Regions from separate parts of the Homo sapiens genome. Here region 2 is linked to region 1. A link is a loop called in an ENCODE intact Hi-C map of the cell type or tissue named here. Cell type or tissue: heart right ventricle. All regions are shown on one strand. Each heading gives the region's core, and the rest is flanking DNA. Links, peaks and the distances in the headings are about the cores only.

Region 1 (5,382 bases), core at 109-5,108:
CTTATTGTAATTTTTGAAGATTAATTTTTATATAGTGGTAAAAATAGATATTATTAATAGCATTGTAGACACTTTGGATAACAGAAAAGAAAATTAGTGAATTACAAATTGCTCAAAATCCAAACACCCATAAATAATCCATCTTAACTTTTTGACTATTTGGTTTTATTAAATATATTAAAATGGGGTGACCGGGCACGGTGGCTCAGGCCTGTAATCTCAGCATGTTGGGAGGCTGAGGCAGGTGGATAGCCTGAGCCCGGGAGTTCCAGACTTGCCTGGTCAGCATGGCGAAACCCCATCTCTACTAAAAATACAAAAATTAGCCGGGCATGGTGGTGCACGCCTGTAATTCCAGCTACTCCAGAGGCTGAGATAGGAGAATTGCTTGAACCCAGGAGGCGGAGGTTGCAGTGAGCTGAGATCTTGCCACTGCACTCCAGCCTGGGTGACAGAGTGAGACTCTGTCTTCAGAACAAAAAATAAATAAAAAAAATAGTGTAATACTCTGCCTATTTTTTAAAACGAACTATTTGTATCCAAGGAATGCAACTTAATTTTAATAAATCAAATTGTGTTTAACACTCACCATCATACAGCACTCCACTGTCTCACCATCCTCTCTCTGCAATATTGTTTCAAGCATCTTTAAACAGACAAGTAGGTTTACCATTTCTGGTTGCAGGGAACTAGTGGGTGCACCTCTGAATCACCCACAAGTTGATCTTATCCATAGATCAAGTCTTAACACCATCTTGGAACAAAGCCCTACAATTTTGTTTGTGCGATTACAGTGTGTCCAGCATAGTGTGGCCTCAGACTCTGTGCTGTTTATTTAAGATGCTGAAAAAAAATGCGTGACCAGATCAGTTTCCATACTGAGTTGAGCTCTTCACAATTACTATTAGAGATTTACAGATCAAAACAAGAATTCTGGGCAGATACATCAGGCTCTTGCTGTGACATTGCACGTAATTCTGTCAGTAGACAAGGCTAGAGAGGGTATACTTTTATATTATATTACCACATAAAACAAGCTGTAATTATATCTCTGCTACTGAGCAATGCAAAACCAACTCCTAATAAGCACCATATTAAGACTAACAGTAAAGCTGCTGAATGAAATTCACAATTTCTTTTGTGGTAGTTTTTGTTCTTTGTTTGCATCTCACTATTGTTATATAGTCACGTCATTTTGAAGTTCTTCACAACTTAAGAAGAAAGTGTAACAATTGAATTAATTATTCAAAGTTCACTTTGGTTGCAATATTTTGGTTTGTTTTTATTCTGAGGGAACTGGCCATTTAATATTGGAGAGTTCTAAGTTCTTTTTTGTTTTTTTTAGACGGAGTTTCTCTCTTGTTGCCAAGCTGGAGTGCAATGGCGCGATCTCAGGTTCAAGCAATTCTCCCGTCTCAGCCTCCTGAGTAGCTGGGATTACAGGCATGCGCCACCACACCTGGCTAATTTTGTATTTTTAGTAGAGACAGGGTTTCTCCATGTTGCTCAGGCTGGTCTTGAACTCCCGACCTCAGGTGATCTGCCTGCCTTGGCCTCCCAAAGTTCTGGGATTACAGACGTGAGCCATCGTGCCCAGTCTGAGAGTTCTAAGTTCTTAGAAGGTGGTTGTGTTTACCTACTAAAATTTTATTGGTAGCAATAATCATCTAATGGAAATTCAGAGAAGTGATTTTAAAGATTTGAATTCCAAAACCCTATACAAACGTTTTATTTTACCACCAATGAATTTATCTGCAACACCTGAGTTGTGGGGCGGAAAGCCACCCAGGTGCCGAGGCGAGAGACCGAGGGCACGAGCTGTTCCAGTATAATAAAGAAAATATAGAAAATAAGAATAGTTATACTAGATCTAGATCATAGATATGATTATATATGAATATCATTAATCATTAGTTTGTAGCAATTACCCTTTATTCCAATGTTATAATAATCCTCGCTCTACAATCATAACCTAGGAAAAACCAGGCCATACAGAGATAGGAGCTGAAGGGGCACGGTGAGAAGTGACTAGAAGACGAGAGTGCGAGCCTTCTGTCACACCCAGACATGGCCACTAGAGGGCTCCCTGGTCTAGCGGTAATGCCGGCGTCTGGGAAGGCACCTGTTACTTAGCGGACCTTGGTCTAGCGGTAGCGTCAGTGCCTAGAAAAGGCACCCGTTACTTAGTGGGCCAGGAAAGGGAGTCTCTCTTTCCCCGGGGGAGTTAGAGAAGACTCTGCTCCACCGTCTCTTGTGGAAGGCCTGACATCAGTCAGGCCCGCCCGCAGTTATCCGGAGGCCTAACCGGCTCCCTGTGATGCTGTGCTTCAGCGGTCACGCTCCTGTTTCACTTTCATGTTCCACTCTGTACACCTGGCTCCGCCCTCTAGATAGCAGTAGCAGAATTAGTAAAAGTACTAAAAGTCTCTGAAATGCAGAAATAATGGCATAAGCTGTCTCCTCTCTCTCTCCACCAGGGCTGCCAAACAGGGAGGGGCCCCCTGTCCGGTGGAAACGTGACTCATGTGACCTTATCAATCATTAGAGATGACTCACACTCCTTACCCTGCCCCTTTTGCCTTGTATCCAATAAATATCAGCACAGCCAGGCATTCGGGGCCACTGCTGGTCTCCGCATCTTGGTGGTAGTGGTCCCCCGGGCCCAGTTGTCTTTTCTTCTATTTCTCTGTCTTGTGTCTTTATTTCTACGATCTCTCGTCTCCGCACAACGGGAGAAAGACCCACAGACCCTGTAGGGCTGGCCCCTACACTGAATGTCTGTTTATTTATATGCATAATAATCAACTCACATGTTCCAACTGAACAAACCAAATATTTCTATCCAATTTTCAATAAAAATATAAAAATCTACATATTTCATGTGTTTATGTTTGTTATGTCTCTCACAGCCTGCAACAAATTTAATTTAGCTATCCTCTGAACTACAAGCTTCCCTTTGTTGTAACGAACACTTTTCTTTTACTTAAGTATCGTTATTCCAGAGTTAATATAGTATGCATTCAAATTACTTCTTATTTAGTATTATTTTACCTAGTACCATTATATATTTAATTTTTTCTCATGAAGCCAGGCACAGTGGTTTGTGCCTGTAGTCCCAGCTACTCGGGAGGCTGAAGTGAGAGGATCCCTTGAGCCCAGGAGTTTAAGGTCGCAGTGAGCTATGATGGCACCGCTGCATTCCAGTCTGGGCGACAAAGCAATACCTCATTTCAAGAAACAAAATGGAATCTTTTCCTTATAAGAATCTTAAAGAAGGTGTACATTATCTTGGCTAACTTTCTATAGGATTAAGTGGAAGTTATTGAGACTTGGTCTACAGTCTTCTTTTTTTCATGAGTCAAAAAGCATCTCTCACTTTAGTTACACCTGTATTAGGAGAGTTATGATCAATTACAGCAGTTGTAGTTTCTGAGAACTTGGATAAATACAAACCTGAATTACACAGAATTTATGTAAATCCAGATATTCAAAAATGAGAAATAATGTAATATATGACCAAAGTAATATCAAGACAACATACAATTAAATCACTCAACAATTACTGGGAATATGTATCAAGGCAAGAATTGTAAAATTCTACCTGGTACTTCTGAAATGAACAAGGCAATGAGAAATAACAGTTTATCTTGTCTATTACTGAGTATCAATGAAAGCAATAAGGTGAACGGAAAAGTCCATGCAAACTCCATTTTCAGAATAACGAGGAGACAGATAGAATTCACAGATCCACATGTTTCTCACTGGCTGACAAAACTGTGTTAAGTCAGGGTGAAGCATAGCGGAGGAACAGGGAGGAAGTGCAGAGTGAGAAAACATAAAGAAGTCAGGAAGTGCCAGAAGAGTAATTTCCTGTGAGTAAAGCCTCATACTCGGTGATTTATCGATAGAGTTTGAATACAAGAGCTGTGAGGTCTGGGCAGTTGGAGTGGAGGCTGAGCAGGAGATAAATGTGGTAGAGGCGGTGTGGTTGGGAGATCCTTGAAAACAGAGAAATGCCCTAGTATGGCAGAGTACAGAAATACTACAAAAACTCACTTGTAGAAAGAACATTCTGCATATAATCAGGCATGGAACGGTCCCATGCATTCCATAATAATTAAGAAAAAGATATTGGCAGAGCATTGCTTAAAGGCACTGCAAGAAAATAGGTGAGAAGACCAGTAAGTTTTATTTATTTATTTTATTATTTTATTATTTGTTTTCGAGATGAAGAACAATCAAAGGAAAATGATGGACGGAAATTAACAATCATTCTTGGGCGGGGGGAAAAACTCCACCCACAATTCCTAAGTAAAAAGGGTTACACACATTCTCGGCATAATAAGTCTCTCTCAGGCCAAATGTGTTCATGTGAACACTATGAAGGCATTCCAGCTGAGGTCAGGAAAATACCAAGTATGACCTTCCCTATTTAAGTTAAAATATTGGAAGCTTATTCCAAAATATTGGAATAAATTTGAAATACAGTGATTGAATGGAAGGACATTAAATTATAACTCATTAGACATGTTATTTTACTCTATAGACAAACACAACAAATCACCTGAAATAAGCTATAAAAGATAAACCAGTAAGTTAGAGAAATAATCTTTTTTTTTTTTTGAGATGGAGTCTCCCTCTGTTGCTTAGGCCAGAGTGCAGTGGCGCAGTCTTGGCTCACTGCAACCTCTGCTTCCTGAGTTCTAGTGAGTCTCCTCCTCAGCCTCCCAAGTAGCTGGGATTACAGGCATGTGCCACCATGCCTGGCTAATTTTTTTTGTATTTTTAGTAGAGATGGGGTTTCACCATGTTGGACATGCTGGTCTTGAACTCCTGACCTCAGGTGATCTGCCTGCCTCAGGTTCCCAAGTGCTGGGATTATAGGCTTGAGCCATTGCGCCTGGCCAGAAGAATCTTAATGTACAAAAATGAATAGGTTTTTAATACAACAGACTATCCCAATTCCTTGAAAGAAGAAAATACACCCATTAAAACAGAAACTATGGTGCCTAGAATTAAACTGCACAAAAAACTACATGACCCATATAATTTTTTTATGTTGAAATAATTTTAAACATGCAAAATTAGCAAAGATTCATATAAATCCTCAACCAGCCTATCCTGATGTTAGCTATATATATAATTGTATTATATGTATAATAGTTGTTATATATAAAACTGTATATATACATTTATTGTATTATAATCATATATATACATTTATTGTATTATATATAATATACAACTGTATATGTAATTGTAATATAATAATTATATACATAATAGTATATGTAATACAAGTATCCAACCAGGAAATTGATGTCAACGTATCTTACCATTACCTAATGTGCAGACCTTATTTGAATTTTGTCAATATTTCTC
Region 2 (5,382 bases), core at 1-5,000, 55 kb after region 1:
TGACTGTGAGTTGTTAGGGTTCTTGGTGTGTGGAACAAAGAATTGAACAAAATGCACAAACAAAGCAACAAAAGAGCGGAGTAACGAAAGCACAGATTTATGGAAGTGAAAGTACACTCCAGAGTCGGAGTGGGCTTGAGCAAGTAGCTCAAGAGCCCCTGACTGCAGTGCTCTTTAGAGTTTTCATTAAGCTAAAAGAATTTGGTAACACCCCTAGGTGCCCTTTAGAGGCCTCCAGTTGGTTACACCCTATGAAGGATTGGCCCGTGACCAATCAAGAGGCTGAAGTGGAGACTTCTGTCTTGTTATCACAGGAGTGAGGATGTGGCCTGGATGCTGCCCAATCTTGCCTAGAACTGGCTGCACCTGCTTGTGCCTTAACCCTTGGTTACCCTAAATCCCTGTTATCCAGACTCATTGGGACTGCTCTAGATCTTCACTATCCAATACGGTAGGCGCTTCCTGAAATGTGCTGAGTTTTATTTCATTATAATTAATGTAATGCACCCACATGTGGCTAGCTGCTACTGTTCTATTGAAATGCAACTATACAACTTCCCATAATGTTTCAAAACACCAAACTCTTCTGTAACTCCCCCAGTCTCCCAAAACATCTTATAAAAATCCTAGAACAACTGGCTGGGGGCGATGGCTCACGGCTGTAATCCCAGCACTCTGGGAGGCTGAGGCGGGTGGATCACTTGAGGTTAGGAGTTCGAGACCAGCCTGGCCAACGTGGTGAAACCTCGTCTCTACTGAAAATACAAAAATTAGCCAGGCATGGTGGCGCACACCCGTAATCCCAGCTACTTGGGAGGCTGAGGCAGGAGAATTGCTTGAACTCAGAAGGTGGAGGTTGCAGTGAGCCAAAATTGCACCACTGCACTCCAGCCTGGGTGACAGAGTGAGACTCTGTCTCAAAAAATAAAAATAAAAATCCTATAACAACTGCACAATGCTCAAACGGCCCAATTCCCTACCTTTCCTTTTATACCTTACTACTACTCTCTTGTTGCTCCCATCATGCCTCACTCCCTACTCACATTTCCCAGACGGAGGTTACATGTGATATGGCAGCTGAGAGCCCAGACTCTGGGGCCCGATTGTGTGGGTCCAAATTCTGGTTCTAACACCTCTGGCCAAGTTATTTAACCTCTCTGTGGTGCAGTTTCCTCATCTGTAAAATGGGGGTGTGACAGTAACGCTACCTCATAGGAATGTTGGGATGCCTCAACAGCACTCATGTAAAGCAGAGATGGGTACAAGTAGCTTTATTATATATTATCTGTTTAACAATTGTATATGGGCCAGGCGCAGTGGCTCACGCCTATAATCCCAGCACTTTGGGAGACTGAGGTGGGTGAATCTCTTGAGGTCAGGAGTTCAAGACCAGCCTGGCCAACATGGTGAAACCCCTTCTCTACTAAAATTACAAAAATTAGCCGGGCGTGGTGGTGCGCACCTGTAATCCCAGCTACTCGGGAGGCTGAGGCAGGAGAATCGCTTGAACCCGGGAAGCAGAGGTTGAAATGAGCAGAGATCATGCCACTGCACTCCAGCCTGGGCGACAGCGTAAGACTCCATCTCAAAAACAAGCAAACAATTGTATATGGCCGAAACTTTCCATAATAAAACGTTTTTAAAAATAAGAGTACTTAGCATAGTCTCTGGCACACAGTCAGTGCTGATCTTGGCGTTAGCTTCAACACTCCGACTTTTCCTGACTATCCCCAGCTCCTCCTACAACCCAATTACTCTATAATACCTGTTTCCCCTATAATAACCCACTCTTCACAAACACTTAAATTAACCATAATGAGAGCTGCCAAATAAAATACAGGATGCCCAGCTAAATTTGAATTTCAGATAAACAACAGAGAGTAACTACAATATTATGCATTTTCCGAAATTAGAATTTAACTGGCCATTGCTTTCCCCCTAAATCTGGTAACTCTATCACTAAATGCCTTTGCATACTGAGGAATCCTCAGTGCTTCCTAGAGGCTGCTACTGAGTTGGCCTTCTATAAATAACAACAGAATTAACTTATATAATACCTCAATTCCCTTATAAAACTTCCAGCTTCTCTTTACAGCGCCAGTTCTTCCCAATCGCCTCCCAGTCCCTCCCATAGAGGACAACAGTCCCCTTTTCTTATACCTCCCCTTCTCCATGAAACCCCAATTCCGTCTATAGTCACATCTGTCCTGTTTACCAGTACTGTCAACTGTGCCTGGCTTCCAGCAGGAGCTCTATAATAACTGCAGAATGGCAAAAGAGCTTAATACCCCAATTTTCCCTACTGCTTTGGGAGGCTGAGGCGGGCGGATCCTACTGCGTTTCCACTTCCCCTTGAGCATCCCAAGTATCTAGTAACTTGTCGATTTCAATGATCTCCCCAAATCTCCTTATTACATAGGAATTCACCAAAACACTCCCTGTCCTTGAAAACATCCCATTTCCCCTAATATCACCCCAACTCCCCTTACTGCAGACTGATTCCTCCGGCACACCCTCCATCCCTCCAGTTCCCAGGCTGTTAGTCTAATTTCTCCCGCGAGGTCTCTAATCCCCGTCTCCTTCCACTCCAGGGTTACTGTGGCAACGCCAACCTTTGAATCCCCCTCCTGCGCGCTGAGCGGCTCGTAACCATGGAGACCGAAGCAGGTTTCCCGCGTCCGCCTCCTCACCCAGAGACTGCAGCCCCGGCGCCCAGACCCTTTGGACAAGGAGATCCAAGCGGGCCCCACAATGCTCAGCGGGTAAAGAGCTCCTCCCCACTCCTCTCCCGCCAGCAGACGAAGGAAACACCCCGCAGCCTGCACATGCTCAGATGGAGCTCTGGGCCCGCGGGTTCTACTGCGCAGGCCCTCACACTCAGCAAAGGGACTTGGACGCGAAAGCGCTGGTGGCGCTCAGCCGGCTGGGAGTTGTAGCTTTCTGGCTGCTACAGCAGGAGATACAGGTGGCCAATGGGTGAGCTGGCTGGAGGTAGGAACAAGGTTAAGGAAGCTGGGATCTTCGTGCAGACTGGATCGTCACTATAGCAACAATGAAACATCGGGAAGGGCTAGTTCTGCTAGGCAGTCTGCCATTTTCATTCTTTCATCTTTTTTTTTAACTCAAAGCTTACTTTGCAACAGGCACTGTTCTAGGCACTGGGGATACAATGGAAAACAAAATAGAGCTTCTATTTTGGCGGGAGATCGACTTAATAACTGTGAACACGTGTCACTGGAAAAAGCAGTATGTTAATAAGTAACTGGGCTGCTTTGGGAAAAATGGAAATGCAGGCGATGTTAGAACACTGGTACACACACTAATTCATTCATCCTCACAAAGCCCTATAGACAGGTACTATTATGACCCCTCAACTGTAACATAGGCTGGAAGGTCACATGACAAGGAAGTAGTGGAGCTGGGATTTGAACCCAGGCAGTCTGGCTTCATACTTGATAAGCTTAATCACAATGCCAAAGTGGTAAATAGCTGTGTGGCATAATTTCAGGTAGTGATAAGTGCTGTGAAGGATAAAGCAAAGAAAGGGGCAGGGATGGCTCTTTAGAGAGACTACTTAGGGATGGCTTTCAGGAAGAGGTGGCATTTGAGCAGGGGCCCGAGGGATTGATGTGACTTGTGATAAAAGAAAAACTTCAGACGAATTAAATTTAAAGAAGTTTAATTGGCTAGGCACTGTGGTTCATGCCTGTAATCCCAGCACTTTGGGAGGCCGAGGAGGGCGGATGGCTTCAAGTCAGGAGCTTGAGACCAGCCTGGTCAACATGGCAAAACCCTGTCTCTACTACAAATACAAAAATTAGCTAGGCATGGTGGTGGGCACCTGTAGTCCCAGCTACTCGGGAGGCTGAGGCACAAGAATTGCTTGAACGCAGAAGGTGGAGGTTGTAGTGAGCTGAGATCGCACCACTGTGCTCCAGCCTGTGCAACAGAGCGAGACTCCATCTCTAAATAAATAAATAAATAGAGTTTAATTGAGCAATGAAGGATCCACGAATCAGGTAGCCTCGGGCCAGAGTAGGCTGAAACTCCAGCACAGCCATGTGGTGGAAGATTTATGGACAGAAAAAGGAAAGTGACATACAGAAAACGTAAGTGAGGTACAGAAACAGCTGGATTGATTACAGCTCGGCGTTTGCTGTACACAGTTCGAACAGTTGGCTACATTTGATTGCCCAAAACTCGGTGATTGGCACAAGCGTAGGCCACCTTCTGTTTACACCTCCACTTGTTATAGTTCACGACGTACAGAAAAACCTTCAGGCCGAACTTAAAATATGTAAGGAGGCAGCTTTAGGCTAAACTTGATTTAACACTGTGAGCTATATATGTGGGGCATATAGAGGGTTAAGGTTTACTAACCTTTAGTTTCCTCTTGCCTTCCTGAAGGGCCAAATACTGTAATACGTGCAGTTCCCTCCAATAGGAACGTACTTCTTCATTCTCTTTTCCTGGCAAACACATTCTTCAAGGTCCAGTTCTGTGAAGATCCTTCTGCCTGTTTTTTAAAATTTATTTTTATTTGTTTGTTTATGGTCACATACGTCTCTTCCTGGTCTGGACTCATCCAATCCATTTGTCACAGTAAAGCTTCTGGGGTAGGGGAGGTGGTTATTCTAATGTACATCCAATCAAGCCACTCTCTGTTTAAAACCTTTTGAAGGCTTCCCATACCTCCCAGGATAAAGACTCACCTCATCTTCTATCTTTAAGGGCTTGCGGATTTCACTGTCCAAATCTCTCCCTCTTTCACACTCTGACCCATCTACACTGGCCCATCTTCTCTTTACCTTATGGGCTGAGCTCTTTTCCACCCCAGGGTTCTGTGTGTTATTTGGTGAATCAATTAATGAATTAATTCAGCTTCCCGTCACTAACCAGATAGCCCACATCTAAGAATCTAATGATAAAACAGGCAAGTGGAGAAGTTTTGGATTTGGTTTGCGCTCAATAGCTGTTGTTTGCCTTCCCAGGATCCCTCCTGCCTCCTTTCCTTTCTCTCTTTCTTTTTTTTTTTTTATTTTTTATTTTAAGAGATGGGCATCTCCGGGCGCAGTGGCTCACGCCTGTAATCCCAGCACTTTGGGAGGCCGAGGTGGGCGAATCATGAGGTCAGGAGATCGAGACCATCCTGGCTAACACGGTGAAACCCCGTCTCTACTAAAAAATAGAAAAAATTAGCCGGGTGTGGTGCCGGCCACCTGTAGTCCCAGCTACTCGGGAGGCTGAGGCAGGAGAATGGCGTGAACCCGGGAGGCAGAGCTTGCAGAGAGCCGAGATCGTGCTGCTGCATTCCAGCCTGGGCGACAGAGCGAGACTCCATCTCAAAAAAAAAAAAGAGATGGGCATCACGGGTGTGACTAG

Evidence for each region. Hi-C counts contacts between places; a loop is a spot of excess contacts. Peaks named below come from ENCODE experiments on the same cell type or tissue, not always from the same donor. Only the 100,000 strongest peaks of a DNase experiment are listed, where the experiment ranks them.
Region 2: a loop joins it to region 1, with 3 times the contacts of the local background. A loop is called at or near these places in 43 of 110 quality-filtered maps.

Annotation. Positions count from the first base shown.
Region 1 is chr19:48,257,004-48,262,385 of GRCh38, reverse strand. CARD8-AS1 (CARD8 antisense RNA 1) reads right to left here. Exons shown (of 2, transcript NR_040599.1): 2 at 4,192-5,382. Among named protein-coding and RNA genes, the nearest start is that of CARD8, 3.8 kb to the right of the region's middle. RefSeq lists a silencer at 2,099-2,279 and an enhancer at 2,252-2,451. In heart right ventricle, for the core only: a CTCF peak has its summit at 2,041 (motif pointing right); DNase peaks (open chromatin) are centred at 2,085 and 2,405; H3K4me3 peaks cover 2,049 bases; H3K27ac peaks cover 2,620 bases.
Region 2 is chr19:48,201,453-48,206,834 of GRCh38, reverse strand. It overlaps LOC124904734 (a long non-coding RNA gene), which reads right to left and starts at 2,674. Exons shown (of 2, transcript XR_007067282.1): 1 at 2,613-2,674. It also overlaps a transcript of CARD8 not described here. RefSeq lists an enhancer at 2,576-2,745. In heart right ventricle, for the core only: no CTCF peak of the experiment used is centred there; a DNase peak (open chromatin) is centred at 2,824; H3K4me3 peaks cover 1,822 bases; H3K27ac peaks cover 1,748 bases.